Linked DNA regions of Homo sapiens: all the other regions are linked to region 1. The links are chromatin contacts, found by Hi-C or POLR2A ChIA-PET in ENCODE. All regions are on one chromosome and are shown on one strand. The core of a region is the stretch at or near the end of the contact, and the rest is flanking DNA. Distances in the headings are between cores, read along the strand shown. Region 1 holds the start of KAT5 (lysine acetyltransferase 5). Region 2 holds the start of EHD1 (EH domain containing 1). Region 3 holds the start of SLC29A2 (solute carrier family 29 member 2). Region 4 holds the start of CD248 (CD248 molecule).

Region 1 (7,630 bases), core at 1,477-3,976:
TTTACCTGAGCAAGAAGAAGCTGTCATTTGATTCACCCCAGCGCCTCACTGCCTCTCAAGCACTAACCTTGTTCTTACGTCCATCAATCTCAAAGAAGGAGATGGTGCCCTTGCGGTAAATCTCATTGCCTGGAGGATGTCGTAGGTCACACTTGGTCTGGGGAAGAGAGGAGGATCAGGAACAAGGGCAACGTGGAGGGTGCTGGGAAGGCAGCCTCCCTGGACCCCTCATACCAAATGACGCTGAAGACACTTGAGACTACGGCCGTACTTGAGGCAGAACTCGCACAGGTAGAGGACAGGCAATGTGGTGAGTTCCTGTGGGTACGGGGAGAAGTACCACGGCTTGAGGCGGTGCCGGCCCAGCTCAATGCACTCAATGTTCTTCATCCGGGTGACGATGTCGTCGTGGCTTCGATCAGACACCAGGCTGCCAGTCATGCGTGGTGCTGACGGTATTCCATCAGAGCTGTCCTGGGAGTCCTGCCCAGGGCCAGTGGAAAATACCAGGTTGTAAGAGACAGCTCAGCAGGACACCACAGCTCACAGCCCTTTGACAGGTTTCCTTCAAGCCTAACAGCAACCCTAAGGGGGAGGTACCATGATCCCCAATTTCCAGATAAAAAACCTGAAACCCTAAAGGATCGATGATGTGGAAAAGATCACCCAATGACCCCATTTTTTAGATGGAGTCTCAGTCTGTCGCCCAGGCTGGAGGGCAGTAGCGCGATCTTGGCTCACTGCAATCTCCACCTCCGGGGTTCAAGCAGTTCTCCTGCCTCAGCTTTCCGAGCTGGATTACAGGCACCCGCCACCACGCCTGGCTAATTTTTGTATTTCTAGTAGAAACAAGGTTTCACCATGTTGGCCAGGCTGGTCTCAAACTCCTGACCTCAGGTGATCCACCAGCCTTGGTTGGACTCCCAAAGTGCTGGGATTACAGGTATGAGCCATGGTGCCCGGCCCCAATGACTCATTTGAACAATGTTCTGCCTGTCTCCTAATCCCACCAACACTAGCTCTGCCCACCACCCCTTCTTTATTTTTAAACTCATCACTAAATAACTCTCCACCCTGCCTGCATCCCTTCCTTTTCACCCAGTTCCCTTCTGCTGCTCCCCAGACCCACCTCATCAGTGCCCAAACAATTCGATTTTCGCTTCCGTCCTGGCTGGGCTGCCACTGCCCTACGGGCGGCTCCATTCTGCCGAGATAGTAGGAAAAGAAGGGATGGCTGTGAAATGAGCCTGAAAAAAGCCACCAGAGAGTAGAAGAGAGGAAGAGAACAAGAGATGGTTTGGGGAACTCACCTGGGGAAAAACCGAGGCCGGGGCTGTCTCGCTGGGCACTGGAGTTGCTGGTGAAACCACCTCCACCTTCCGTTTCTGCAGAGAGAAACCAACAAAGGTGGGTCAGAAGGTAGAGAAGGTGGGACCTGAGAAGAAAGCAAGGTCCCTGGAATTGCTGAGGGTACCGTTGAGCGGTGGTTGGGCTGCAGGCAGGAGCTGGAGGAGAGCGGCTGGTCAGGCTCGCCACCGGGAATGGCCTCCCGCTCCTTGGGCAGGTTGAAGCGGAGTGTGATCTGGACCGGGATTGGCAAGGTCTTCCCGCTGGCCTGCGCCGAGGCCGGCTGTAGAGATAGGTCCAGGGTCTTCCTTTGGGGCGGGGATGGCAGTGGGATGGGGAAGGGGAAGAGGGGTCCCTCACCTCAAAATTATCAAACCCCACCCTCGCCTTCTGAAGGACACAGGACTAGCTACTGGACTCTGGGAGCTACATGTGCAATTTGGCCCCCATCCTTTGCAAGATGAAGTCAGGGTGAGAGGGAGCCGCCTCCTGCCCATCCAGGAGCTCCTAATGCCAACAGACAAGAGAAATAGGAGGCAGGAGAGAAAAGGTGAAGTGGGGGACCTACTCACCACCTCTCTCTCTGGAGAGCCAGGACGGGACCCAGGAAGTCCGTTCTTAGTGGGGGTCTTGGCCTCTTTCTTGGGGAACTGGATCTTCTTTAGGTCCAGCCGCTCATGCGTCACCCATTCATCCAGACGTTTGTTGACTGTAGCAGTGGGGATGGCTCAGGACAGAATGCCAAAGACTGTCCCCCAACCCTACCCTGATGCCCCACCTCAGGCCCAGAACTCACAGTCAATGTAATGGACGTAGAAAAGCTTCCGGCCACTGATGTCCTTCACGCTCAGGATCTCGGCCAGGGCTATGAGAATAGCATAGACAGGGGCCTTAGACAGGCCAGGCTATGAGACTCCACCCTTCCACGACCTGAACTCCACCCCCAGGCCGGATCCCTAAGCTCCAGCACTTAGGTCTCTCCTAAGCCTCCTTCAGTCACAAGTGCCACCCCTTTCCAGGCCCCGCCCTGTACCTCTCGGAGCAGCTAAGAGCCACGCCCCTTCATCAAAGTATCTGCGCCTCGCCCGCCCCATAATTCCAGACGCCCCTCCCCATCCCGGGATTTCAGTTGACTCCCGCCCCTCGCCCTCAGGTTCCTTAGTCCCGCCCCCCAACGTCACTCACGCCACTCATCTTCGTTGTCCTGGTTCCGCCGCAGCACGGGTAGGCGGCAGCCCTCGATTATCTCCCCCTGGGGAGACAGCGCGACGCCAGGGTCGGCTACTGGGGGGCCTCGGGCTCTACCCACCTCCCCTGGCTCCCTCCGCCCCGCCCCGGGCACCGGACTCACCACCTCCGCCATCTTCCCTCCCTCCACTGCCACTTCCGGCCCCTCTGGGAGACGTCACTTCCGGGACCGAGCGCCCTGTGGGCCCGGGCCTCACGAAGCCCCTGTAGAGGGGGACCTTTGAGAGACACCGCGACCCAGCTGCGAGGGGCAAGACTGCCCCTGTGACTCGGGGGAAAACGGAGTGTTACAAGCCTCAGGCCGAGCCCTAGGTGGAAACCCCATAACGTGCACAGCCAGTGGCGGTCTACTGAGTCCGTCACGTGACGCCCACCGGGTGCGAAGCTGGTCACGTGTATGCGGAGCGGGTCACGTGGCAATACCGTTTTTGGCTTTGTCGGAGGGAAGTCCTCGGGCGTCTCCTTGTGGCGGCGGGAGGTGTTGCCGGGAGTCAACTGGGCGCGAGAGGCTGGAGAAAGGAAGTGGCCTTAGAAGGGTTCGAACGCTCCCCCAAGTCTGTGGACTTCATTCCGTAGGCAAGAGGACTCAGGGAAGATTCCTAGCTTTATTTTGTATATTAGGCTTTTTTAATTTGTATATATTTATTTTTGAGACGGAGTCTCGCTCTGTCGCCAGGCTGGAGTGCAGTGGCGCGATCTCAGCTCCCTGTAACCCCCGCCTCCCGGGTTCAAGCGATTCTCCTGCCTCAGCCTCCCGAGTACCCAACTAATTTTTGTATTTTTAGTACGGGCGGGGTTTCACCATGTTGGCCAGGATGGTCTAGAGCTCTTGACCTCGTGATCCGCCCGCCTCGGCCTCACAAAGTACTGGGATTACAGGCGTGAGCCACCGCCCTCAGCCATATTAGGCTTTTTTTTTTTTTTTTTTTTTTTTTGAGACAAGGTCTGGCTCTCTCGCCCGGGCTGGAGTGCAGCCAGCGAGGCACAATCTCCGCTCACTGCAGCCTCCCCCTCCCGGGATCAAGTGATCCACCTCAGGCTCTCTAGTAGCTGGGACTACAGGCGCGCACCACCAAGCCTGGCTAGTTTTTTAAAATTTTTGTGTAAACAGGGTTTGGAGACTGGGCATGGTGGCTCACACCTGTAATCCCAGCTGCCTCCAGTCTAATCATGAGAAAAACATCAGACAAATCCCAATTGAGAAACATTTTACAAAATACCCCATGAATACTCCTCAAAACTGTGAAGGTGTCACCGGTGGAGGGTGTACAGGTTCTTGGCATCTAAAATAATGGGACAAAACGGCTGGGCGCGGTGGCTCACGCCTATAATCCCAGCACTTTGGGAGGCCGAGGCGGGCGGATCACGAGGTCAGGAGATTGAGACCATCCTGGCCAACACGGTGAAACCCTGTCTCTACTAAAAATAAATACAAAAAATTAGCTGGGCGTGGTGGCAGGCGCCTGTAGTCCCAGCTACTCGGGAGGCAGAGGCAGGAGAGTGGCGTGAACCCGGGAGGCAGAGCTTGCAGTGAGCCGAGATTGCGCCACTGCACTCCAGACAGAGCAAGACTCTGTCTCAAAGAAAAAGAAAAAAAAAAAGAATTGGACAAAATGCACAAAGCAAGGAAGGAATGAACGATTTATTGAAAATGAAAGTACACTCCAGTGTTGGGGCCGGCTGAGCATAGGTGCTCAAGGGCCCAGTTACAGAATTTGTTGGAGTTTAAATACCCTTTGGAGGATTCCATTGGTTATTTGGGATATGCCATATGTAAATGAAGAGGATGAAGTAAAGTTACAAAGTCATTTAGGGTGTACTCCCTAAGGAGAGGATATTTCCTGTCATAACTGAAGTGTGAATCAGCCTTATATGTTCCCTGCCTCCAGACCCTATTTTCCTGCCTCAAAGGTGGCTGAACATGGTGGCTTACGCCTATAATCCCAGTGTTACAGGAAAGGGGTCCCCATCCAGACCCCAAGAGAGGGTTCTTGGATCTCGTGCAATAAAGAATTCAGGGCGAGTCCAGCACTTTGGGAGGCCAGGCAGGTGGATAACCTGAGGTCAGGAGTTCGAGACCAGCCTGACCAACATGATGAAACCCCATCTCTACTAAAAATACAAAAATTAGGCAGGCGTGGTGGTGCGCGCCTGTAATCCCAGCTACTCGGGAGGCTGAGGCTGGAGAATTGCTTGAACCCAGGAGGCGGAGGTTGCAGTGAGCCAAGATCAGGCCACTGCACTCCAGCCTGGGAACAGAACAAGACTCCGTCTCAAAAAAAAAAAAAAAGAATTGAGGGCGAGGCCATAAAGTGAAAGCAAGTTTGTTAGGAAAGTAAAGGAACTCAATGCTGGTTGCCCATTTTTCTGGTTATTTCTTGATGATCTGCTAAGCAAGGGGCGGATTATTCATGCCTCCCCTTTTTAGACCATATTCGGTAACTTCCTGCCGTTGCCATGGCACTGGTAGGAGTGCAGCAGTGAGGACAACCAGAGGTCACTCTGGTGGCCGTCTTGGTTTTGGTGGGTTTTAGTTGGCTTTCTTACTGCAACCTGTTTTATCAGCAAGGTCTTTATGACCTGTATCTTGTACCGACCTATCTTATCTTGTGACTTAGAATGTCTTAACCGTCTGGGAATGCAGCCTAGTAGGTCTCGGCCTCATTTTACCCAGCTTCTATTCAAGATAGAGTTGCTCTGGTTCATGCAACTCTGACACCGAGGCAGGCGGACAACTTGAGGTCAGGCGTTCAAGACCAGCCTGGCCAACATGGTAAAACACCGTCTCTACTAAAAATACAAAAGTTAGCTGGGCACGGTGGCATCCGCCTGTAATCCCAGCTACTCAGTCAGCCAAGATCGTGCCACTGCACTCCAGCCTGGGCAACAGAACAAGACTGTGTCTCAGAAGGAAAAAAAAGAGGCCGTGCGCAGTGGCTCGCTCCTGTAATCCCAGCACTTTGGGAGGTCAAGGCAGGAGTTCGAGACCAGCCTGGCCAATATAGTGAAACCACATCTCTACTAAAAATACAAAAATTAGCTGGGCGTGGTGGCATCTGCCTGTAGTCCTAGCTATTCAGGAGGCTGAGGCGGGAGAATCGCTTGAACCCAGGAGGCAGAGGTTGCAGTGAGCCAAGATTGTGCCAGTGCACTCCAGCCTGGGCAACAGACAGAGACTCCATCTCAAAAAATAAATAAAATAAAATAAAGAAAGAAAAGAAAAAGATGTTGCTCAGGCTGGCCTCAAACTCCTGCCTGCAATCCGCCTGCCTCAGCCTCCCAAAGTGCTAGGGCCACCGCACCCTGCCATTGTTTTGTATATTAGGTTTCTTTTTTTTTTGGTCCAGTGGCTCACGGCTGTGATCCAAACACTGGGAGGCTGAGGTGGGAGGATCGCTTGAGCCCAGGAGTTACAGACCAGCCTCGGCAACAGAGCGAGACTCTGTCTCTACAAAATTTTTTTTTTTTAATTAGCCAGGCGTGGCGGTGGCCCTCGCTTGTGTTCCCAGCTACTCAGGAGGCAGAGGAGGGAGGATCGCTTGAGCCTAGGAGTTCCAGGCTGCAGTGAGCCGACCACTGCACTCCACCCTGAGTGACAGACAGACCCTGTCTCAAAATAAATAAAGACCTCTTGCCCTTAGGGCGCTTACATTTTTGGAGTTTGGGAGAGAAGAGGACAGGTATAGATTGTCCACCCTCAGCAATGTCACCATCCCTGCTGGGCCACATGCAAAGTGGATAGCAAAGAGAAAGACAGGACTCACCCTTCTACGTTAGCTCAGAGTTTTGGCTGGAAGGGTGTTACAAAAGTGTTTGCTTGAGAAAACTAGCGCCTCCTCAGACTGAGTCATCTTCAAAATAGCACTTGCTTTCCATTCTAAATGTCACCAGCACAGAGGACCCCAACTCCATTTTGCCATTTTCAGCAGAGTTTGCAGAATTCACGGAGACACATGGGTTGCTTTATCATAGGGACAATCATGGTAACACCTAGAGATGATGCACTTGGGGGTCGGGCATGGTATTCAGCACATGATGGGCATCCAAAAATCAATAGGTCTTCTTAACCACTAATAGTGTGCTTAAAGATTTTCAAATATCCTTCTTATGCCCATTGTTGCAAAAACGCAACATGTCTGATAGTGCTCTGCCCCCATCCCCCACATCCCTGATCAAGGTATCTCACACATATACCTGCAACTTTGTTTGGGGCTTCCCCTGGCTGCAGGAGTACGTCCAGCCTATGCATCTGGAAGGCCAGAAGTGTGACGAGTTAACACCTCCTGAAGCAACTCTCAGCCAATGCCTGATGGGAGTTGGAGGGTAAACTCCCTTGTCTGTGGGGTGAGACCACTCTGAGGGAGGGCTGACTTTTAAATTTAAAATGTTTTTAGATACATTTCATATATATTTTTCTATAAATGCATATATAGTCTTGATGGTTAATTTTAAGTATAGACTGGGTTATGGGGTACCCAGATAATTGATTAAACATTATTCCTGGGTGTGTCTTTGGGGTGTTTTCAGATGATATTAGCATTTGAATGGATAGATTGAGGAAAGCAGAGGACCCTCCCCAGTGCAGGTGAGCATCATAGTCAGAGACTGAATAGCACAAAAAGGTGAAGGAAGAGAGCGTTTTCTCTCTCTGTCTGACTGCTGGAGCTAGGACACCAATCTCCTAACCTCAGACTGGAACTTACACCTCCAGCTTTCCTGGGTCTCCAGCTACAGACAACAGATTGTGGGACTCCCCAGCCTCAGCCGCCATGATTGCATGGACCAGTTTCATATATGTCTCTCTCTCTCTCTCCATATATATCTATATAAAATCTCCCATTGCTTCTGTTTCTCTGAACTCTGATGAATATATGGTCATAATACATGTTTGTTTTTGAGACGGGGTCTCATTCTGTTGCTCAGGCTGGGGTGCAGTGGTGCCATCTTGGCTCACTGAAGCCTCCACCTCCCAGGCTCAAGTGATCCTCTCACCTCAGCCTCTGGAGTAGCTGGGACTACTCCAGTCATGCACCAC
Region 2 (7,630 bases), core at 2,050-4,549, 830 kb after region 1:
CATAGGTACCAGGGCCTCCAACGTTTTTGGATTTGCAGCAACGGGGGTCAGCTACTGACAGGGTCCAGTCATGCTGGATGAGGATGCCTCTGGTCCTTTTGGAAGCCTCATCCATTTATTTCCGGTAATAGGCCACTAAGGCTTTGGAGATGGACTGATGTTGATAGCATAAATCTGGGTCACATGACCACCACCCTTCACACAAACATGCGTGTGCATGTCAGCAAATTGCTCCTTGCCCAGAGGCAGAACTAGGAACTAGTTCCAGCAGCTTGAATTGCAGCGCTCGGCTCCATCATCTCCAGGGGCCATCCATTCACCTTGATGAGGCCACTGCCATGTTTGCAGTGGATTGCACGGACTGCAGCTGGCCCTTGGATGGCATAGCCAAGAGCACAGATAAGAGCTCCTCACTGCACGGCACCGCAAGCGGAAAAGGCACCTCTCTTTTTTTTTTTTTTTTTGAGATGGAGTCTCCTTCTGTTGCCCAGGTTAGAATGCAGTGGTGCGATCTTGGCTCACTGCAACCTCCACCTCACGGGTTCAAGCGATTCTCCTGCCTCAGCCTCCTCAGTAGCTGGGATTACAGGCACACGCCACCATACCTGGCTAATTTTTGTATTTTTAGTAGAGACGGGGTTTTGTGATATTGGCCAGGGTGGTCTTGATCTCAGGTGATCTGCTTGCATCGGCCTCCCAAAGTGCTGGGATTACAGACATGAGCTACTGCACCTGGCCTTTTTTTTTTAAGTTGTCTCTAGGGACCTTGTAGATGTTTTCCTAGATCAGGCCATGACAGGACCAAGCAGACCACTTAGAGGGGAGGTGAGGCCCCTTTCTGCTGGATGAGGGCGTTTCTGAGGAGAGCTAGGGGGTACCTCAAGGCCCTGGGTTTGCAGGGAATGGATTTATTAACTGAAGAATAAAACACTGGGAGTGGGGGATGGCACAGTTTCTGAGATAAAAGAAAAATACTTGAACCCTCCATCAATCTGCCATGGGCTCAGGCAGACAGGCAGAAAGTGAAACAGCGGAGAAACCAAAAGTGAAAGGGTGCATTCACATTTTATACAACTTTCCCACCAAACAAACTGCCCTACTCAGAAAACACAAAAGAAAAAAAAATTAGGACATTTTCGGTGTGGGGCATGACAAGATAAGGAAGCTGCCTGGAAGCTGGGTGCCAACTCCATGAAATTGGGGGAAACTAATTGCTGGTCACGTGGGCCTCACCAGGGTGACAGAGATCCCTTCTTTCAGTCCTTTAAGATCTTTGGAGAAAGTCAAGTGGCCATACATAACGACAGGGTCTGGGTTTTGTTTATAAATAACCCAGGAACATTTTGTTGTTTTCAGTTTTCTAGGGCTGGGTTTTCCCAGCACACAGGGCTCTGGGGAGATTTGAAAACCATGGCGCGTCAATGAGAATGCTGCCGGGGCGCCAGTTTGGAGCAGCCTCATTGAGACGACTGAACAACTACTTCATTCAGGATCCTCAGCCCTGGGCCCTTCCCTAGATCAACCCAGAAACTGCATCTCCGGGGTGGATCCCTAACAGTGCTGAGTAGGAGGCAAACACTGTGGCTTCTAAGGCTGACCCGGGAAGTCTGGACTAGGCCCGCCGGAGGCTCCTCGTCACCAATTGGCATGCAGCCTCTGGTGACAGCTCTGCCTAGGAGCCTCAGTATCTTCTTTTGAGAATAACACCAAAAAAAAAAAAAAAAAAAAAAAAGGGGGGGGGCAGTAGCTTGTGTGCTTTACTATGATGAAAAGAATCAAATCAAAGCACTAAGGGGCGTAAGATTGCAGGCAGGGTTGGAATTACTTATCCGCTCTCCAATGGTTAGGGAGCAAGAGGGGAGGGCAAGGGAACTATCTATTCCCTCGGAAGGGATCTTACAAGCGGTAGGCGAACAAACCTCCCATCGTGTCCTCTCTAGATTCCACCACTCAGTTCCCCTGAGATATCCCCCGTTCTCAGATTTGAGTTCCTGCCTCTTCCTCTTAGCCTACCAGCCCAAGTTATCCCCTGATACAGGCCCCTAGCCCTCCAGGCTTCCACATCTCCCAGAAGCGAGGAAGTTGGACCTGAGGCTTTCAAAGTCGCAGGTTCAATTCAGATCTCTTTAAGAGCCCCCAGGGTCCTGCTACCACAGGTTGGTGTCTTGATACTGGTTACATAACAATCAGTCCCCAAAGCTCTGACATCACCCACTGAAGATTCTCACCAGCCTGGACAGCCAAAGGGGTCTGTGTGTGGCCGGGGAGGATGGCGGGGGAGTGAGCCCCATGGAACAGCCAGGAACTGGTAAGGGGAGGTAGGGCACAGATCCCAGTAAATGATGGTAAATGGTGGTGACCCCGAGAGGAAAGTGGAAGTATTTGGGTTTTTAAACTTCCCCCTAAATTCCCACAAGATTTCATTGTTGCCCCCACACTTCCCCTCTTCCCCACATAGGGAATTTCCGATTTCACTTCCCAATACGCAAGTGGCCAGAGAGCCTCAACTTCCTCCTCATGCCCTCCCTGCCTTGCCCCAGCTATAGCCTTTGTGGGGAAGCCTTCTCTTCTCCCGCGCGAGTCCGGTGTCACCCATGTCCTCCCTCGCTTGCGTCCCTCTCCCATTCCCACCCCGTCGGCCTGAGGGGAGGTCAGGCCTCTCGCTGCCCATTTTTCTTTCCCCAGTCACCAGCCCGCCCCGGATTCTCTACTCCCTCAGCTTGCTCTGCTACCACTTTCCTGTCTCTCCCTCTCCCAAAGCAGATAAAAGATGAGGGGACAAAGACAGTGTGTGTCTGGGAAGCTGGGCTGAGAGGAGGAGGTGCCGCCGCCTGGGGGTACTCCGATGCTTCCGGGGATTCCGAGCCAGCTGGAGGACCGCACGTGGCGAACGGCGGGCGCGGCGCGTAGTCAGGGAACCAGGGTGCCTGACTGGGTGTCTCGTGGAGCCATCCCGCGGGGGTGTGGGGGGGCCACGGTGCCGGAAGGCGCGCGGCCCAGAGGCCGTCTCCGCCGAACGCCCGCTCCTCGCCTTCCTAACCGCAGCACTTTCGCGAGCCTCCCTACGAGGGGCGGGGCGAAACAGGTGCGGTTGCCACGGCACCCGGACCACAGCCTCGCGAGATTTGGAATCAGCCAATGGGGGCGGGGTAGGGGAAGACGTGGCACCAGTCGGAGGGGCGGGGCTGGGAGGGGCTCCTCCCTACCGCCCCCAATTCCGCCCTGCCCCCGCCGCGGCGGCGCTAGCCGCCACTGAGGGACCGACCCTATAAAGGCCGCTCCGCGAGGGGTGCGCAGCATTCGGCAGAGGGCGCTTCGACGGGCTGGGCTGTGCGCCTGCGCAGTGTGGGTCGCTCCCGATTCCCTGCCCCGGCCGGCCCCGCCTCGGCTCCGCACCCTCGCCCCGCTCTCAGCCGCCGCTCTGCCCCGCAGCAGCCAGCCCCGTGTCCGGCAGTATGTTCAGCTGGGTCAGCAAGGATGCCCGCCGCAAGAAGGAGCCGGAGCTCTTCCAGACGGTGGCTGAGGGGCTGCGGCAGCTGTACGCGCAGAAGCTGCTACCCCTGGAGGAGCACTACCGCTTCCACGAGTTCCACTCGCCCGCGCTGGAGGACGCTGACTTCGACAACAAGCCTATGGTGCTCCTCGTGGGGCAGTACAGCACGGGCAAGACCACCTTCATCCGACACCTGATCGAGCAGGACTTCCCGGGGATGCGCATCGGGCCCGAGCCCACCACCGACTCCTTCATCGCCGTCATGCACGGCCCCACTGAGGGCGTGGTGCCGGGCAACGCGCTCGTGGTGGACCCGCGGCGCCCCTTCCGCAAGCTCAACGCGTTTGGCAACGCTTTCCTCAACAGGTACCCACCCATCACTCCAGGGGGCGGGGGGCGCGTCCGGGGCACACCCCTCACTCGGAGCCTGACCCTCCCGTGGCTGTCGCCCCGCCGTCCTTTGTCTCCGAGGCCCCAGTGAGACCCTCAGTGACCACTCCCTGGTCCAAGGGCCCTGCCCCTTCCCAGAGTAAACCCACTGGGGGTCTAAGAGTGGGCGTTGTCGGCTCCCCCAGCTTCTGTCCTCCCCAGAATCTTCCAGGGTAACCACCAAGCCCTCCTGCAGATCCCAGCCCCACTCCCCTCAGCAGCAGGGCCGCAGTAGGAAGCTGAGCCATTCCTGCGCTCCTTTTCTTGGTCTCCACCTCCGTCCCGCAGGCTGGATGCACCTAATTCACGGAAATCAACCCTCCCCTCCCTGTCTTCTTAAGTGTCAATAGCAAAACACAATGAAACTTTTAGCCATTCCCTTCTCTGGTGCGGTGTGGGTCTGCTCTGCCTCCCCTGGGACGGTGGTTTTGTGTAGGAGGGAGGAGGAGGATCGGCTGTGGCTTGCTGACTTTGGGGCAGCCCCTTGGAGGCAGGGGACAGTTGAGGTTCGAACACTTCTCCCAATGGCAGCTCTCAAGAGGTCAGTGCTGCCCTGAGGGGTTTCAGGAAGCAGGATGAGGTGGTGGCAGTGGGAGCCCTGCAATGAGATTCTGGCCCTAAGCCCTTCTGTGCACTGAGGGACAGAATCTGAGGTTCCTTCACCCACTTGGACCTCACTTTTCCAGTTAAGTGGCCTCTGCACGCGAGGAGAGTGAGCTCCAGGACTCTGCCTGTCTCAGTGCTGTGAATGAAACACAGTGCTCCCGCCCCTCAAGGAGTGCAATGCCCAAGCTCACTTTTCTCCAGAGAAACTCGAGACATGCCCGTCCCAACCCCCAGGCGACATACCAAAGTACTTCACAGACCCTGTCCTCCCTGCCACCCCACGTTCACGGACTCCACATGCCTTTCATAATTCTGCACCAGCGAAGAGCCTCTGAAGGAATCTTTGAATCCTGCCTTCCAGGTCCCCGCCCTGCACGGTCACATTCCTTTCCAGACGCCATCCAGCTGTGCAGGGCAGCTTGCCCTAGAGCCAAGCTGGTGGCCAGGCCTACTCCAGGCACAGAGCTGACCTTCAGCAGGGTCTGTTCACTTCCAGGCATTTCAGCCCGCCCTCCTGTTTTACGGCTGTTGATGTTTGTCTGTCAAGGCCAGGTTGAGTGCAGCCCTTTGGGCTAAGGGTCCTGAAGAGGCGGAGTCCTCTTCACTTTCCTTGTGAGGGCACACCTTTTTTGAAAGGAGAGACATGGCACAGGACCAGTTTTCTGAATTTGGAAGCCTAGAGTTTCAGAGCTGGAAGGATCTTAGACATCATCTTGGCAGCCCCCACCTGACTGGTTCAGGAAACCGAGGTTCAGAGGGTCTGGCTGATGTGTGGAAGTCACCCATTAGGTCAGCCAGCACTGACTGCCTGGCTTTTGCACAGCCAGTTACTGCTTTCTGCTGCTTCTACCCGAAAAAGAGCAATTCGAGATTGCTTTGTCCGAGACCGGTGCTTTGATGACATTGGTGCCACAGGATCTGAGAGGTGGCACACGTTTATTTCCTTCTTGCTGCCACCTCATCTCCAGAGGATCCCTGATCACTGATGGCCCTGCCGAAAGGGCCCTATCAGCCCACGCTGAGGCCCAGAGCTGTGCCAGGATGTGTAGTGTGGGGAGTGAGCCCGGCGAGGAGGGTGCAACAAAGGAGGCTTTTCTCTGGCTGATACAGCCTCTCCCAGCTGAGTCTTGAAGAGACTCATTGAGTCGTGAACTTGACTTGCCGGCCTTCTCCCCCTATGTGGCTGCTCTAAGAATAAAATCAGCTGGAGCAGACCAAGGCAAGGTGCAGTCAGGGTGTCTTAAGAGTGTCTTGCAAAAACTTATTGCATAACTGGGACTGCCACTTGTGCGAGATGAAACCTGTGCGTTCTTGGTGAGATGGAATCGGAGGCATCTTTGCTGCTTCCCCTTTCTTGTTTTCTGCCATATACCCTGGGCTCTGCAGAGCAACTGGTTTCTGGGTCCTATAGATATTAACTCACTTTCTGGGCTCATTTATGAGGCATTTTTATGTATGTGATTTCCCAGAGCCAATTCTGCTTCCCATCCTTCTATTCTGTAATCATCTCTCCAGCGCCTCCTGTCCCCAGCAGGAAGGCCAGGACTGGCCTTCATGCATTGCTACTGGCACTGGCGAGAGTGAGGCCCACGTTTTGCTCGCCCTGCAGGTCAGCTGGTCTTGCTCCACTGCCTTGCAGAGCACCCCTTGCCCTGGCCAGCTGCCCTCTGCCCGTGGGCCCCTGGTCACTGGGGGATGGGGCCAAAGGGAGAAGCTGATCGGCTCAGAGTCCTCCCGTCTGTTGGAAAGGCAGCTTCAAGTCTGTGTCCTACAGATAATGGGTCAGTCTTTTCTTTGCTCTCACTACCTTTTTCAGAGAAGTTTTTTGTTTGTTTTTTTGAGACAGAGTCTCGCTCTGTTGCACAGGCTGGAGTGCAGTGGCGCACAATTTCGGCTCACTGCAAGCTCCACCTCCTGGGTTCGAGCAATTCTCCTGCCTCAGCCTGCCGAGTAGCTGGGACTACAGGCGCGTGCCACCATGCCCAGCTAATTTTTCTATTTTGGGTAGAGATGGAGTTTCACCATGTTGGCCAGGCTGGTCGTGAACTCCTGACCTCAAGTGATCTGCCTGCCTTGGCCTCCCAAAGTACTAGGATTACAGGCGTGAGCCACCACGCCTGGCCTTTCAGAGAACTTTTCAAAGGAGCTTTTTCTGCGTCCAGTGAAGGATCCCTGCTCTCAACTGAGACTGCCCCTTGCCTTTCTGGGCTGTTCTAAGCTTAGTGTGAAACTCAGATATGCGTGGCTGAGCCCTGGCCCGCAAGTCGCCAGCCTCTCCACGGCTTTGTTCTTCCTCAGCCTGCTCGGACTTTCAGAGAATGGCGCGTCTGTGCTTCTCCGTCCCACCGTCTACCAGCCTGTGTGGTCCCCAGCTTTTGCCAGCCGTCCATTTCAATTCCCTCACCCAAGCGGCTGGTTGAAAGGGCAGGGCTGGCCCTAGCAGCAGTAGGAAGCGGCCAGCTCTCTTCAGTGTGGAGATTTAGCCAAGTGCTGGAGGATTCTGAGATGGGATTTCAGCGCCCCAGCGTGACCTTCTGCTTCCCCTCCGAACTGAATGGTGACCTAGGCTTGCACAGTTTTCACTAACAAGTCAGCAGCTTGAAAGTTGACCTCTCAAACTCTAGGGGAAAAGTGTGTGAGGAAGTGCTGATTTGGGTCAGTTTGAGCCTGCTGGTTGCATTCCCAGTTGAGAAAGTCCATACGATTTGCCGGCCACCCCGGGAAACTAAGACGATAGAAAACCACCTGTCAGTTCCCCGCTGCTGGAGAGGAAGCCAGAGATGGAGCGAAGGAGTACAGAGAGCCCTTTGTTGTGTCCGGAGCAGTGATGACTGTGTCTTGACGCCTCTCTTCTGGCTCTTGCTCTCATGTAGGTTCATGTGTGCCCAGCTGCCCAACCCCGTCCTGGACAGCATCAGCATCATCGACACCCCCGGGATCCTGTCTGGAGAGAAGCAGCGGATCAGCAGAGGTAAACAGCTGTGACCACAGCTCGGGCTGCTGGTGTTGTCACACATCCTTCTCTCTAAGATCTGCAACTTGGTTCAGATGCTGCCCTTGAGATTTCTCCTTTTTTTTTTTTTTTTTTTTGACGGAGTCTTA
Region 3 (7,630 bases), core at 2,556-5,055, 660 kb before region 1:
TAGCCAGGTGTGGTGGCTCGCACCTGTAATCCCAGCTACTCGGGAGGCTGAGGCAGGAGAATCGCTTGAACCTGGGAGGTGGAGGTTGCAGTGAGCCGAGATCACGCCATTGCACTCCAGCCTGGGCAACAAAAGCAAAACTCCATCTCAAATAATAATAATAATAATAATCATCATCATCATCATCATCATCATCATCATCATCATCAATGTTGAATGAAATTCAGTACACAGGTTTAACATTAGATTAAGTACAACCTAAAAATAAAATCTATTATTTATTTTTTAAAACCATGTTGATAATTTTTCTGAGCCTAGACTCTAAATCCTTTTTACATTTAGACAAAATGTATTATTTGCAAGGCTTGAATATACACAGCATTCTTCAGTAACACAGCTACTGTCTGTGTTGACGGACAGCTGCCCTTTGACTTCTTTGGAACTTGACCAGGACTTGGTCACATTTAAGAAAATCACATCCTAGCATAAAGAAAAGACAAATATTTAAGGTGATGGACATCTCAGTTGTCCTAGTTTGATCTTTACACATTATATGAATAGATTAAATTATCACATACACCCTGAAAATATGTACATCTATTATGTATCAAAAAAATAAATAAATAGGGCCAGGAGCGGTGGCTCACGCCTGTAATCCCAGCACTTTGGGAGGCCGAGGCAGGTGGATCACGAGGTCAGCAGTTCGAGATCAGCCTAACCAACATGGTAAAACCCTGTCTCCACTAAAAATACAAAAAAATTAGCTGGGCGTGGTGGTGGGCGCCTGTAATCTCAGCAATTTGGGATGCTGAGGCAGGAGAATTGCTTGAAACCGGAAGGTGGAGTTTGCAGTGAGCCAAGATTGCACCACTGCACTGTAGCCTGGGCAATAAGAGCAAAACTCTGTCTTAAAAAATAATAATAATAAGTAAAATAAAATAAAATAAATAAAAATAAAATTTAAAACATAAATGAGGAAAAAAGTTTTTTTTTAGGCCGGGCACTGTGGCTCACGCCTGTAATCCCAGCACTTTAGGAGGCTGAGGTGGGTGGATCACGAGGTCAGGAGTTCAAGACTAGCATGGCCAAGATGGTGAAACCCCATCTTTACTAAAAAATACAAAAATTAGCCGGGCATAGTGGCTTGTGCCTGTAATCCCAGCTACTAGGGGAGGCTGAGGCAGGAGAATCACTTGAACCTGGGAGGCAGAGGTTGCAGTGAGCTGAGATTGCGCCAGTGCACTCTAGCCTAGGTGACAGAGCAAGACTGTGTCTCAAAAAAAAAATTGTTTTTTTTTTTAAAGAAAAGAGGCTGGGTTTAGTGGCTTATGCCTGTAATTACAGCACTTTAGGAGGCTGAGACGGGCAGATCACCTGAGGTCAGGAGCTCGAGACCAGCCTGGCCAACATGGCGAAATCCTGTCTCTACTAAAAATACAAAAATTAGCCAGGCATCATGGCACACGCCTGTAATCCCAGCTACTCAGGAGGCTGAGGCAGGAGAATCGTGTGAGCCCAGGAGGCAGAGGTTGTAGTGAGCCAAGATCCTGCCACTGCACTCTGGCCTGGGCAACAGAGAGAGACTCCGTCTGAAAAAAAAAAAAAAAAGAAAAAAAAAGAGAAAAAGAAAAGAAAAAAAAAGGTAAGAAAAGAAAAGAAAATCCTGGCAAACTAGTGGGTCTCTGAGTGGCCAGTTTCACTGCATGCCTGTATCGCATGTGAGTTTGTAGCCGTGGATTCACTGCAGTTTTAGAAAGAAGGGCAAGCATTTGACAGCTTCATGTACCATGAATATTAACACATTCACACACACCATGTTATTACTAAATAATTTCCCTTATGATTCATCTGCAGTAAAATCAGGATATTATCTCGACATCAAATGTTATTGTGTATAGGTAGGTTTTGTTTTATATGAGTTTCATTGCAGGATAGTAACAAAATATTTATTACAAGGACGATGGAATCGGCTCCAGCTGACCGTCTGTGCTTTGAAATGAAATCTGAACTCCTTAATCAGCCCTCAGACTTGCCATAACCAGCCTGGCTGTTGTAGAGGCTCTGTCCCCTCCTCCCACCAATGCCAGCCAAAGGGATCTATTTGTATGTCCCAGAATGTGTCAGCACTCTCTTGTCCCTTGTCTTGGGACAGGCTGTTCTCTCCCTGAAATGCCCTCATCCTCTCCCTTCACTGTCTCAACAAATTCAGTGCTCCCTAGCCTCCATTCTCAAGTCCTTCCTTCACAACCTGTGCCATAGCTGTGCTGCACCAGCGGCCTCGCTTTTCTTTAAATAACTCATTTTCCATAAATAAATTGATTTTTCAAAGAAAAGTTGATATCATAATCATAAATAGGAAACCAGTATGAGTAGCCCTGAAAATAAAGTTGCTATAAAAATAAATATAAGAAAAATACAAGTTAATAACTTTTGATAAAATTGTCAGCAGACCCTCTGAGGCTAACTGAGGGGAAGGGATGGGAAGGCAGATTAAGAAGTGTTAGCAACCTGTTAACACCCTTGACATATTCAGAGGCTTGAAAGAAAATGGGAAGAATAACTTTCTCTTTCGGTGTAATTTAATGCTGTCTCTGTTCTCCCTAAAATCACCTGCATTTTACTGCAACCACCCATTTATCACTCAACGGCGCTAGATGCTGCCAGTAAACCAATGGACCAGATAAGCACAGCCTCTGCCCCTACAGACTCTCAGTCGGCTGGAGGAAAAACATAAGCAACCTGGGAATGGCTATAAAATGTCATTGCTTAAGAAAATAGTTTGTGGCCGGGCGTGGTGGCTCACGCCTGTAATAGCAACATTTTGGGAGGCCGATGCGGGCGGATCACCTGAGGTCAAGAGTTCGAGACCAGCCTGGTCAAAAGATGAGTTCGAGACTAGACTGGCCACCTCTTCAGTAGAGCTGGTGAAGCCCCGTTTCTACTAAAAATACAAAAATTAACCGGACGTGGTGGCATGCGCCTGTAGTCCCAGCTACTCCTGAGGCTGAGGCACCAGAATCGCTTGAACCTGCCTGGGAGGGGGAGGTTGCAGTGAGCCAAGATCACGCCACTGCACTTCCGCCTGGGCGACAGAGCGACACTCAGTCTCAAAAAAACTAGTTTGTGTTTTGGAGCCTCTCACTTCTCCAGCGTCCCCGATACGCCCGGGGATTGCAGAGAACCCACACCTATTCGTAGATTATGAGAGTAGGAGCAAATTAATGATTTATAGTCTTTTCAAATTTTTTTTTTTAACAGAAAAAGAGTAGGGAGTTGAAAGTAATGCTGTTTTTTTCCAGGCACTCCCGGGGACCCAGCGCGGCGAAGCCCGCCAGGATCGCGGGCGACCTGTGGCAGCTCTGGTTCCCCCGCCCGGGCCCGGCTCGGGTTACGCTCTGGGCGGGGACTCCGCAGCGGCTCCCTAGTTAGGGGGCGCCCCGGTGGGTTCCAGCTTTAGGGGTCGCAGGAGCGGCTCTGGCATCACCTCGGAGCTGACGAAGCGGGAAGAGCCCCGCACCAGTGCTGCCCCTACAGAGCTCTCGGCGGGGGGTGGAGGTGAGGTTACACCTCGTCCCTACCCCCGCCTTCCCCTCCGCCGCAGGGATCCGGGACCCGCCCCCGCGGAGAGGACGGGGGGCTGCGGGGAGGGGCTGTGCGGGGAGCGGGCGGGTTCCGCAGGCCCCTAGGTGGGGCGGGGCCCGAGCCAGAGTCGAGTCCCTGAGGCGGGTGGGGGAAGGAGAGACGGGTGGCGCGACCCTCTGTCCCCGCCTCGGGGCGGAGCCCAGGTCCCAGCCTGCGGAGCGCGAGACACGCCGAAATCCGCCCGAGGCTACCTGTGCGACTCCAGCCGCCCTGCACCGGAATCTGGGGAGACCCGCCCCCCGCCCCACCGGTCTGCGGCCCTCCGCCCCAGCGCAGGTGCAGGTGCGGCTTCTCTGCCCCTTTCACCCCAGGCGCATCCGCCGCGGCGGCCATGGCGCGAGGAGACGCCCCGCGGGACAGGTGAGTGGGCCCGGGTGCGTTGCAAGTGGCCGGGGGCGTTGCAGACCCGCTCCCTGAAGGCGCTCCGAGGCTCAGAGAAGACCGGATCGAACTACAATTCCCATCAGCCGACTCCCTCGGCCGCCGGAACCGGGGTGATCGGGGTTGTAGTCCGCTCCGGAGGGGGTGGCCTGGGAGGCGGGAGGGCCTGCGGAGGCGGGTGCGTCCTCGGGGTGACCTTCCCACCGATCCCCACAGCTACCACCTGGTCGGGATCAGCTTCTTCATCCTGGGGCTGGGCACCCTCCTTCCCTGGAACTTCTTCATCACCGCCATCCCGGTGAGACTCCTGGCGGCGTGGCAGCCTCGTGGCCACAGCCAGCACCCCTCCCTCCAGCCCTTTGGATGAAGCTTAGCGGGCGCTTCCTCACCGCGCACCTGTGACCCCTCGTTGAGCTCATTATGGGCTGAAGCTCGGAGAGGGGAATGCTTCCCCCGTGGCTAGGAAAGTAGAACTTCAGCAATGCCCACATCTCAGAGGGGCAAGGCCACCAGCCCACAGGGTCTGGAATGAGCAAAGGCGCTGCCACCCCTCTCTGTGTGTCGTTATTCCTGAGTCAGTCACCCCAAAAGTCGGTTATCGAACGTTTGATTTTCTTTGAAATACCATGAATTTCATTCATTCACTCATTCATTCAACAAACTTTTTTTTTTTTTTTTTTTTTGAGACAGAGTCTGGCTCTTTCGCCCAGGCTGGAGTGCAGTGGCGCCATCTCGGCTCACTGCAAGCTCCGCCTCCCGGGTTCACGCCATTCTCCTGCCTCACCCTCCCGAGTAGCTGGGACTACAGGCGCCCGCCGCCACGCGCGGCTATTTTTTTTTGTATTTTTAGTAGAGACGGGGTTTCACCGTGTTAGCCAGGATGGTCTCGATCTCCTGACCTCGTGATCCTCCCGCCTCGGCCTCCCAAAGTGCTGGGATTACAGGCGTGAGCCACCGTGCCCAGCCTCATTCAACAAACTTTTAATGTGCATCTACTGTGGAGCAGGCACTGGGGACACAGGAGGAAACAGCAGGGAGGCTCTTCAGGGAAGGCAGAAATGTGGGGTTTGCATTGTCTTTGGGACCGGGTTATTCATCTGTATTCACTGCAACAACTTTGCAAATGCTTCTTGGGTACTGGCTCTGTGCTGGGCCCTGGAAACCCAGAGATGAATCAGCCCCTGGGCTTGAGAGCAAGAGGGGGCCAAAGAGCTATTAATAATGTAACATGATGCGTGACATTCCAGGCTTGCAGCAGAGTGCAGTGGGTCCCCAGGGGAGGGAGAAAGTTCCTTCTGCTTCATGGAAGAGGAGATTTGTAAATTGGGAGTAGGGTAGGCAAAGTGCATGTGGAGGGGTGTGGTCAGTAGGGCATTCCAGGCCGAGGCGACAGCCATGCCAAAGGCAGGCAGGCAAGAGACGATCAGCCTGTTTAGAGGGAGATCCACAGCCAGGGCTGCCTGGAGCTTAGCAGGATGGAGCAGAAGATGGGGCACAAAGGGAGACTAGGATCTGATTCTGAAGAGCTGTTCCATTTGGGGCTTTGCCCTGCAGGCAATAGGGAGGCATGAATCGGGGTGTTGAGGAGTGAGGAGGTTAAGCAGAGGAGTGGCAGGCTATGTGCTCTAGAGAGAATGCAGTTGTTCAGCACCTAGGCCAAAGCCTGGCTGACAGTAGGCGCTCAATAAATACCCGTGGAATGAATGAATGTAGCAGCTGCTGCAGGAGTGGGGATGGGGGCTGGAACCAGGGCACTGAAGAGGAGGGGCCGTCCAAGGCTGGATCGAGGCTCTTGCTGGGGGCTCTTAATGCTTAGGCTGTGTCCCAGACTTCAGCCATTTAACTCAGCACACATTCATGGAGCTCCGACTGTGTGCCGGCTGCTGGGAACAGAACAAGGACAAGGCAGACAAGTCCCCACAGACATTAGAAAGCAATCACAAGTGAGGGGGAAGGCAGCGGGGGAAGGCTGAGAGGTGCTGACCCTCCACCACCTCCCCACCTGGCAGTACTTCCAGGCGCGACTGGCCGGGGCCGGCAACAGCACAGCCAGGATCCTGAGCACCAACCACACGGGTCCCGAGGATGCCTTCAACTTCAACAATTGGGTGACGCTGCTGTCCCAGCTGCCCCTGCTGCTCTTCACCCTCCTCAACTCCTTCCTGTACCAGTGGTGAGAGGCCTGCCCTGGCTCCTGCGCCCTCTGCCGAGGCAGCTTCATTGAGGCCCTCCCCTGCGCCCCCTGCCCCCCAGCCCTACTGCCCAGCCCCAGGTGTCGAGCCTCCTTCCCCAGCCCCCTCTGGCCTGGGCCCCACTGATGCACTCTGCCTGCTTCTGAGCAGCGTCCCGGAGACGGTGCGCATTCTGGGCAGCCTGCTGGCCATACTGCTGCTCTTTGCCCTGACAGCAGCGCTGGTCAAGGTGGACATGAGCCCCGGACCCTTCTTCTCCATCACCATGGCCTCCGTCTGCTTCATCAACTGTGAGCACCTCCACCCCCTCTCCAGCCAGCCTATGCAGGGCTTCAGCCTGGCCTCATCATTGAAAGGGCCCAGCATATCCGAGAAGGGCAGACAGCATCATGGTCGCTCATATCCCTGGTGAAGAAACTGAGGCCCACAGGGAGGGGAAGAGTCACTTGTCCGGTGACCTAGGAGCAGGCCTCCTGGTCAACAGCCCCACAGACCAATGGCTGCACCTCAGAAGAGGACTGAATAGCGGGTGTTGCCCCCGAGTGCTCAGAGTCCCTAGGGAAGCTCACACCTGCGCAACCTTGTCCAGAGTCCCCTGTGTATCCTGCCGGCACCTCCTCCAGGGAGCCTCTGAGTCTTGCCTAGTTGAGCAGCAGCCCCCATCCCTGTCCTCCACAGCCTTCAGTGCAGTCCTACAGGGCAGCCTCTTCGGGCAGCTGGGCACCATGCCCTCCACCTACAGCACCCTCTTCCTCAGCGGCCAGGGCCTGGCTGGGATCTTTGCTGCCCTTGCCATGCTCCTGTCCATGGCCAGTGAGTGCACTTGGGTGGCTGGAGGGCTGGGGTGGCCTCTGAGGTTTGGGGAAGAGAGAGGGCATGTGAGAGCAAGACACATGGGTTCTGGGTGAAGATGGAGGTAAGCAGGTGATATGGAAATGGGGATTGGGTCTGGGGCTAGGGAGTGGGGCTCATGGGCCCTGCAGTGAGGAGTAATAACCAAGTGAGGACTGGGTTAACTCAGGGACAGGGGCAGGATTCCTGGGGCTAATACTGGCATGTGGCAGCAGGTTGAAGTTGAAGGATAAGGGGATGGGTTTGGGATTCAGATAGTCTTGGGTTTGAATCTGCTTCACCGCTTACCAGCTAGGGGTGTTGGACAAGGCTTGTCACCTCTCTGTGCTAGCTTCCCCACCGACGTGATTGGTATAGCTCCCTGCTCAGATTGTAATGAGCATGCAATGAGAGAAGGCTACTGGCACATAGTACGTGCTCAACAAAAATGACACATGGGGAAAGTGAGAGAAGTGCAGGGCTGCTCTGGGGCCCTGTACAAGATTCCCATTTGTCAGTGAAGGGAGGAGCGGAAGAGGCTGGGAGTGGGTCTGAGAAGTACACAATGGGAAGTGGGACAAGAG
Region 4 (7,630 bases), core at 1,445-3,944, 600 kb before region 1:
GGCGTTATGGCCATCATGAACATGTCACAGTGCTGCAGAGATTTTGTTTATGGCCAGTTTTGGGGCCAGTTTATGGCCAAATTTTGGGGGGCTTGTTCCCAACATCTTTCCTTCTTTTCTTTTTCTCTCCCGCTCGCCTCTCCCCTCCCCTCCCCTCCTCTCCTCTCCTCTTTTCTTTTCCACAGTCTTGCTCTGTCGCCCAGGCTGGAGTGTGCAGTGGCGCAATCTTGGCTCACTGCAACCTCCACCTCCCAGGTTCAAATGATTCTCCTGCCTCAGCCTCCCGAGTAGCTGGGATTACAGGTGCACCACCACGTCCAACTAATTTCACAAGTAAATATATTTAATGTCAGATAGTGATAAGTGCAGAGCGAGAAAATGCAGGAAGATCCAGTGGTCAAGGAGCCCCAGGGGGCGGTGTGGGGTGGGGTGAGATGGTCAAGGACTCTGGTACTTGAGCTGAGCCCTGGAGAAGGTAAAGAAGCAGAGCATTTTTATATTGGAGGAAGAGCATTCCAGGCAGCAGGAACAGCCAAGACCAAGGCTGTGAGGCAGAGTGTCTGGAGCATTTAAGGAACAGCAATGAGGCCAGAGTTTGGAGGCAGATGACATAGACCAGGAGGCCATGGCAAGGACTGTGGCCCTTCCTCTAAGCGAGATGGGGGGCTCAGAGGGTTCTGAATGGAGAAGTGATCAGATCTGACTTGGATTTTGAAAGGATCCCTCTGGCAGGATGGAGAGGGCAAGAGAGACACCACGGGAGAGGCTGTTGGGGAAATCTAGATTGGCGTTGCTAGCCACCTGGGCCGGGGGTGGGTGGCAAAGAAGGTGTCCAGGAGTGGTCAGATTCTGGATCTCTTTTGAAAGTGAAGCCAACAGGATTTGCTGAGAGACTGGATGTGGGCTGTGGGAGAAAGAGAGGAGTCAAGCATGACCTCAAGGTTTGGGGCCTGAGCCAACAGAAGGATGAACTCCTCCATCTTGACTTTTGTCTCCTGAGAAGGGGAGTCATTCTGTGTGCTTCACATGTATAGACCTTGTAAGAAGGAACTTCCAGGCATATGGCAAGAACTTCCTAAGCCCTGGTTCTCGAGGGGCTGGCTGGGTCTGCAGGGCCAGCCTAGGCACTGTAAGGTGGTTTGCAAAAACGCACCCTGGTCTCCACCCACCACATATGCTCAGAAGACAGGAACATTTGCTTCAGGCTCCACAGCTGACAAAGCACATTTGCAAACACTGAGCGCTGTGACGCAATATCTCAGCCCTGCTGAGCTAAAAATCCTGGACTCATTGCCCTCATGTTGCAACTGAGAAAAAAGGAGACCCAGAGAGGGCCAGTGACTCCCCTGCAGTCACAAAGTCGATCCATCTGTGGCAGAGGGGGAAGCTGCATCAGGGCAGTTTACTGAAGGGCGGAACCTCTCCCCCACCTCCCCACACTGTTTCTAACTTCTGCTAAGAGTGCAGCGGGTGTGCATGGGTTAATCCGCCAGCCAGCTCCCCAGAGGCCATCCTGGATGATGGGCTCAGTGCACATGCCTCCAGAGGCCTCCAGGAAGGGCGGGAAGAGGACCCTGGCCAGGCCGAAACAGCAGGCCCCGGGGGCAGGGAGGGCTCCACACACGTGATGCCTGTGTCACATATACACATATATGTCACTGTGTGCCCCATGCCCATACATGGCCTTGCATGGGTCCCCTCACAGCCTTCCACATCCTGCGTGCAGCCCAGCCCCCACCCAGCCCCCTAAACCACGCACCCTGCCTTCCTGACGCAGGAGCCCAGAGAGGCATTTCCTGTTTAGGGGCTGCCTCCTCCCCCTCTAAGCCCAGGTTCCCAGGGCCCCAGGCTGAGCTGGGGTGAGGGGAGGGCAGCCCCTGGCCCCCTCACTCCCCCAACACCCCCACACGCTGGCCCAGCTGGAACCAGAAAGCTTGAGTATAGGGGGAGAGGCTGACGCAGGGGCTCAGTAAATAAATGAGAGGCTGAGGATGCCTGTGCCTGGGTGACCAAGCTGTTTCCATTCAGGCCGAATCGGAGGTCTTCATATGTCAGGCCATGTAGAATGCCACACCATTTTTGTATGTGCACCTAGGGTCTCAGCATGTCAGAATGTGTGTACGTGTGGCAAGGGAGTCATCTGCAAGCCAGCATAGGTCCACGGTGAGGTGAAGGGACAAACAGCTTGGCAGAGAGTGCACTCTTGCATGGGGTTGGGGGTGGGGGAGGCGCATGCGCGCGTCTGTGGGGCAAGAAAGGAGTGGGCATGAGGGTGTTCCCGTGCATGGCGAGCAGCTGGGCTGAGACTGCTCCCGGGTGTGATGGGGCTGCTGTGTCCAGATTTGGGTCTCTGAGTCTCTGGGAAGCGACCTCACCCCACAGCCCCGAGCCCCAACTTGAGGGTCACAGAGCTCGGCAGGCAGGCTTTTCCCACCCCCTGACTCTCAGCCCCATGGGGCCTGGGGCAGCCGTCAACTGCGCCTTCTCCCCTCCTCCGCCCCCAACCTTAGAGCCCCCCACCCCACTGCTTCCTGCTCTAGCGGCCCCCGGGGAAGAGGGAGCAGGGAGCTGGCAGCCGCCCCAGCCCACTCCTTACAAGGCCTGAGCCCGGCCCCAGGCCCGCCCCCGGCCCGCCCGCAGGAGGCCCCAGGCCCTCCCCCTGTCAAGAGCTGCCGCCAGCCCGGGGCCGGACCAGTCCGGGGGCATCGCGATGCTGCTGCGCCTGTTGCTGGCCTGGGCGGCCGCAGGGCCCACACTGGGCCAGGACCCCTGGGCTGCTGAGCCCCGTGCCGCCTGCGGCCCCAGCAGCTGCTACGCTCTCTTCCCACGGCGCCGCACCTTCCTGGAGGCCTGGCGGGCCTGCCGCGAGCTGGGGGGCGACCTGGCCACTCCTCGGACCCCCGAGGAGGCCCAGCGTGTGGACAGCCTGGTGGGTGCGGGCCCAGCCAGCCGGCTGCTGTGGATCGGGCTGCAGCGGCAGGCCCGGCAATGCCAGCTGCAGCGCCCACTGCGCGGCTTCACGTGGACCACAGGGGACCAGGACACGGCTTTCACCAACTGGGCCCAGCCAGCCTCTGGAGGCCCCTGCCCGGCCCAGCGCTGTGTGGCCCTGGAGGCAAGTGGCGAGCACCGCTGGCTGGAGGGCTCGTGCACGCTGGCTGTCGACGGCTACCTGTGCCAGTTTGGCTTCGAGGGCGCCTGCCCGGCGCTGCAAGATGAGGCGGGCCAGGCCGGCCCAGCCGTGTATACCACGCCCTTCCACCTGGTCTCCACAGAGTTTGAGTGGCTGCCCTTCGGCTCTGTGGCCGCTGTGCAGTGCCAGGCTGGCAGGGGAGCCTCTCTGCTCTGCGTGAAGCAGCCTGAGGGAGGTGTGGGCTGGTCACGGGCTGGGCCCCTGTGCCTGGGGACTGGCTGCAGCCCTGACAACGGGGGCTGCGAACACGAATGTGTGGAGGAGGTGGATGGTCACGTGTCCTGCCGCTGCACTGAGGGCTTCCGGCTGGCAGCAGACGGGCGCAGTTGCGAGGACCCCTGTGCCCAGGCTCCGTGCGAGCAGCAGTGTGAGCCCGGTGGGCCACAAGGCTACAGCTGCCACTGTCGCCTGGGTTTCCGGCCAGCGGAGGATGATCCGCACCGCTGTGTGGACACAGATGAGTGCCAGATTGCCGGTGTGTGCCAGCAGATGTGTGTCAACTACGTTGGTGGCTTCGAGTGTTATTGTAGCGAGGGACATGAGCTGGAGGCTGATGGCATCAGCTGCAGCCCTGCAGGGGCCATGGGTGCCCAGGCTTCCCAGGACCTCGGAGATGAGTTGCTGGATGACGGGGAGGATGAGGAAGATGAAGACGAGGCCTGGAAGGCCTTCAACGGTGGCTGGACGGAGATGCCTGGGATCCTGTGGATGGAGCCTACGCAGCCGCCTGACTTTGCCCTGGCCTATAGACCGAGCTTCCCAGAGGACAGAGAGCCACAGATACCCTACCCGGAGCCCACCTGGCCACCCCCGCTCAGTGCCCCCAGGGTCCCCTACCACTCCTCAGTGCTCTCCGTCACCCGGCCTGTGGTGGTCTCTGCCACGCATCCCACACTGCCTTCTGCCCACCAGCCTCCTGTGATCCCTGCCACACACCCAGCTTTGTCCCGTGACCACCAGATCCCCGTGATCGCAGCCAACTATCCAGATCTGCCTTCTGCCTACCAACCCGGTATTCTCTCTGTCTCTCATTCAGCACAGCCTCCTGCCCACCAGCCCCCTATGATCTCAACCAAATATCCGGAGCTCTTCCCTGCCCACCAGTCCCCCATGTTTCCAGACACCCGGGTCGCTGGCACCCAGACCACCACTCATTTGCCTGGAATCCCACCTAACCATGCCCCTCTGGTCACCACCCTCGGTGCCCAGCTACCCCCTCAAGCCCCAGATGCCCTTGTCCTCAGAACCCAGGCCACCCAGCTTCCCATTATCCCAACTGCCCAGCCCTCTCTGACCACCACCTCCAGGTCCCCTGTGTCTCCTGCCCATCAAATCTCTGTGCCTGCTGCCACCCAGCCCGCAGCCCTCCCCACCCTCCTGCCCTCTCAGAGCCCCACTAACCAGACCTCACCCATCAGCCCTACACATCCCCATTCCAAAGCCCCCCAAATCCCAAGGGAAGATGGCCCCAGTCCCAAGTTGGCCCTGTGGCTGCCCTCACCAGCTCCCACAGCAGCCCCAACAGCCCTGGGGGAGGCTGGTCTTGCCGAGCACAGCCAGAGGGATGACCGGTGGCTGCTGGTGGCACTCCTGGTGCCAACGTGTGTCTTTTTGGTGGTCCTGCTTGCACTGGGCATCGTGTACTGCACCCGCTGTGGCCCCCATGCACCCAACAAGCGCATCACTGACTGCTATCGCTGGGTCATCCATGCTGGGAGCAAGAGCCCAACAGAACCCATGCCCCCCAGGGGCAGCCTCACAGGGGTGCAGACCTGCAGAACCAGCGTGTGATGGGGTGCAGACCCCCCTCATGGAGTATGGGGCGCTGGACACATGGCCGGGGCTGCACCAGGGACCCATGGGGGCTGCCCAGCTGGACAGATGGCTTCCTGCTCCCCAGGCCCAGCCAGGGTCCTCTCTCAACCACTAGACTTGGCTCTCAGGAACTCTGCTTCCTGGCCCAGCGCTCGTGACCAAGGATACACCAAAGCCCTTAAGACCTCAGGGGGCGGGTGCTGGGGTCTTCTCCAATAAATGGGGTGTCAACCTTACCCAAGGCTTCTGACCCCCACTGGTGCTTAAGGGAGGTTCTGGGAGGACTCAGCAAAAAGGAGGGGATCTTCCTTCAGTTTGTCTGAGTCCTCAAAGAGATAAGGTAAGATCCCTTTAAGGGAGGGTATGCCTCAGAGATTCTCAGGGAAGCAGGAGCCCAGAGAGGGCAGAGCCTTGCCCAAGGTCACACAGTTGAGCCCAGCAGTGGGAGGTTTGGCATGGGGAGAATTTCATATTTATTCCTTATTTTACCAAAGCTCCAAGAAGGTGGGGCTGAATCTGGGGGACGGTTGTGGAATTAGGGCATCTGCTGAACCGGACTGGGGTTTAGGGGTCAAAGTAGGCTCTGGGGCTGGTGATTCAGAGGAGTGAAGGAGGGGTCTAGTGGGTGAGTTGCTCCTTTCTTCAGACACTTCCCTTCCCATCCCTGTAAGCTTCGCGGAAGTTGGGGGCTGGGGCTCAGGGTAACTCAAGGGGACTGCCAACCCCTGGTTTGTGGGTGCTCTTGGAGGCATTCCTCCGCTTGCTCCGGGGAGGAGGCTGGGATGGGAAAGGCCGGGAACCTGGGAGAGATCCCATGCTAACTGCTTGGACAGCCGCAGGAGCAAGGCCTCCTTTTGCCAGGGCCGCACGTTGCTCTTGTCCATGTTGGCTGGGGGTGGTGGGGGACAGACAGAGCTCAGCAGACCTGAGCTTGAGCGAGGGCTCCGGCTGCTCAGGACTGAAGTGTCCCAGGAACTGGAGGGCCTGGTCAAAGATCACAGCCTGGTGGGAGTGACCTCCCTCATTTCGTGCTCACTGCCTTGGGGGGCGGGGGTGAGACCTGGGGAGGGGAGGCGCCAGTTCCCACCGCCTCTGTAATTTTTCAGTTACAGCCTCTTGGGGGCCTCTAATTAGGACGGGGCAGAGCCGCCACGACCACCCGGGCAGGCGAGGAGGAGTGGCCCAGCGCCCCCTTCGGGCCTGGACCTGAGCTGGAAGGCTGAGCTGGGCCCCAGGGAACCAGGAAAGGAGGGGCCGGAGCTGGGGATGAACCAGGGGGTCGCGGAGGGGGCGGAGGGAACGCTACGCACCGCCCCCGGTCCCCGCTCTCACGTTCCCCTAACTCAAACCAGACGTCCCCGCCAGATCCTGCACAGCTTTAACCTCGGAGACGCCGTCGGGCAGGTTTGCTGGATGCCAATGAGGGTTGCGAGGCGGCCCAGACGGCTGAGTCTGGGAAGGAGGTGAGGAAGCCTGGGGAGCGACAAGGCCTGCAGAGACGGGATGGTCTGGAGTCCCCTCCGTGACCTCGGGTAGGGATCTAGAGCGCCTCGAGGGCAGGAAACAGTTAAATACACTGCAGTCGGAGGCGGGGGATGGGAGTGGGGAAGGGGGCCCAGAGCCGGCTCTTTGTCATCTGGTAATGAGCACCAGATGCGGAGCTGCGTGCGGGCCTAAACAGACGGCCTCCCAGGGCAGAGCCCCGGCCTGCGCCCAGCCCGGGCTCAGCCCACTTACTCGCAGGCCCCGCCTCATTCGGGCGCGGCGGCGAACTGCATACTCCAGCGGTATCAGCCCGGACCTGGGAGCTACGAGCCACGCCTACTCGCTGCAGAACAGAAGAGAGCCCCCGGGAGCTCTCCAGAGGCCCCGCCCACAAAGCCACAAGCCCCGCCCCTGCCAACTCAAAGATTCCAGCAGCGATTGTGCCCGCCCCCTGCCCTCTTGGCCCCGCCCAGTCCCCCGCCCACAACCTACAAGCCCCACCTCCTCCGCTCGGCGCGCGCAGATTGGCGGAACTATTAGTCTCGGCTTCTAGGAGGTATGAACTTCGCCCCGAGTTTACACATTCTCTTCACGCGGCGCTACAGGCCCCGCCCAACACAACTGCAAGCTTCGCCTCACAGAGCCCTGGACACTGCAGGGAATCCCTCAGAGGTCTTAACTCTGTTGGGGGATGATGTAAACTCCGCCCTCCAGGGAAACGTGTGAAGTTCCCCTCAACCTCCTCTTCAGGCTCCGTCCCCAGCTACAAGCTCCGCCCCCTCTCAAGCTCACAAAAGTGGAAGAACTGCGCCCTCGTAGGACTGTCACACCTCACACATCGAGCGGAGGTAGCGGTTCACCTACACGGAGCCCCGCCCCCGGGGCCGCCCACGAAAGATGCAAGCCACGCCCCTGGGGGCCCTGGAGTCCCGCCCACCCAGAGCGCCCTGGCTGCGGCGTAGCGCACAAATACGGCTCTGCGAAGAGCGCTACCGAGCGAGCCTCTTATCGCACGCCCCGCCCACACTCAGGCTCACCCTCTTGGCGCAAGCACCGCCCACTCCACCCCTGGGTCCCTTACCACCTTCGCGATATGCCCAGATCCACCAGTCCTCCGAACCCCTCATCTCTCACCAC

The links. Hi-C counts contacts between places; a loop is a spot of excess contacts on that map. ChIA-PET counts read pairs that join two places held with the same protein, here RNA polymerase II (POLR2A). Pooled maps may share reads with other maps.
Region 2: a loop to region 1 is called in a map of GM12878, with 6 times the contacts of the local background. The contact joins the promoter of EHD1 here to the promoter of KAT5 in region 1. A Hi-C loop is called at or near these places in 1 of 168 maps with a recorded cell type or tissue (GM12878) and 3 of 50 pooled maps. POLR2A ChIA-PET finds 5 or more read pairs at or near these places in 2 of 52 experiments (A673 and MCF 10A).
Region 3: a map with no recorded cell type shows a loop between it and region 1 (9-fold over the local background). The contact joins the promoter of SLC29A2 here to the promoter of KAT5 in region 1. A Hi-C loop is called at or near these places in 1 of 37 single-sample maps with no recorded cell type and 2 of 50 pooled maps. POLR2A ChIA-PET finds 5 or more read pairs at or near these places in 3 of 52 experiments (HEK293T, PC-3 and activated CD4-positive, alpha-beta T cell).
Region 4: a pooled map shows a loop between it and region 1 (2.8-fold over the local background). The contact joins the promoter of CD248 here to the promoter of KAT5 in region 1. A Hi-C loop is called at or near these places in 6 of 50 pooled maps. POLR2A ChIA-PET finds 5 or more read pairs at or near these places in 2 of 52 experiments (CD8-positive, alpha-beta T cell and activated B cell).

Annotation. Positions count from the first base shown.
Region 1 is chr11:65,707,348-65,714,977 of GRCh38, reverse strand. It overlaps KAT5 (lysine acetyltransferase 5), which reads right to left and starts at 2,726. Exons shown (of 13, transcript NM_182710.3): 1 at 2,533-2,726; 2 at 2,144-2,212; 3 at 1,920-2,056; 4 at 1,475-1,630; 5 at 1,311-1,385; 6 at 1,130-1,204; 7 at 235-483; 8 at 68-157. The coding sequence starts at 2,710. RefSeq lists silencers at 2,401-2,480, 2,491-2,680 and enhancers at 2,711-3,020, 3,051-3,170.
Region 2 is chr11:64,874,290-64,881,919 of GRCh38, reverse strand. EHD1 (EH domain containing 1) reads left to right here and starts at 3,299. Exons shown (of 5, transcript NM_006795.4): 1 at 3,299-3,859; 2 at 7,402-7,499. The coding sequence starts at 3,456. MIR10392 (microRNA 10392) reads left to right here and starts at 3,311; the gene lies at 3,311-3,397. It also overlaps the pseudogene RPS16P6. RefSeq lists enhancers at 781-870, 931-980, 1,151-1,300, 4,623-4,722, 4,386-5,162 and silencers at 2,913-3,472, 3,493-3,542, 4,393-4,462.
Region 3 is chr11:66,367,935-66,375,564 of GRCh38, reverse strand. It overlaps SLC29A2 (solute carrier family 29 member 2), which reads left to right and starts at 3,805. Exons shown (of 12, transcript NM_001532.3): 1 at 3,805-4,002; 2 at 4,240-4,321; 3 at 6,033-6,196; 4 at 6,366-6,505; 5 at 6,894-7,028. The coding sequence starts at 3,974. RefSeq lists a silencer at 3,350-4,109.
Region 4 is chr11:66,312,108-66,319,737 of GRCh38, reverse strand. It overlaps CD248 (CD248 molecule), which reads left to right and starts at 2,694. Exons shown (of 1, transcript NM_020404.3): 1 at 2,694-5,244. The coding sequence starts at 2,711. The coding sequence ends at 4,984. RefSeq lists enhancers at 1-190, 191-692, 3,249-3,945 and silencers at 2,496-2,765, 7,288-7,537.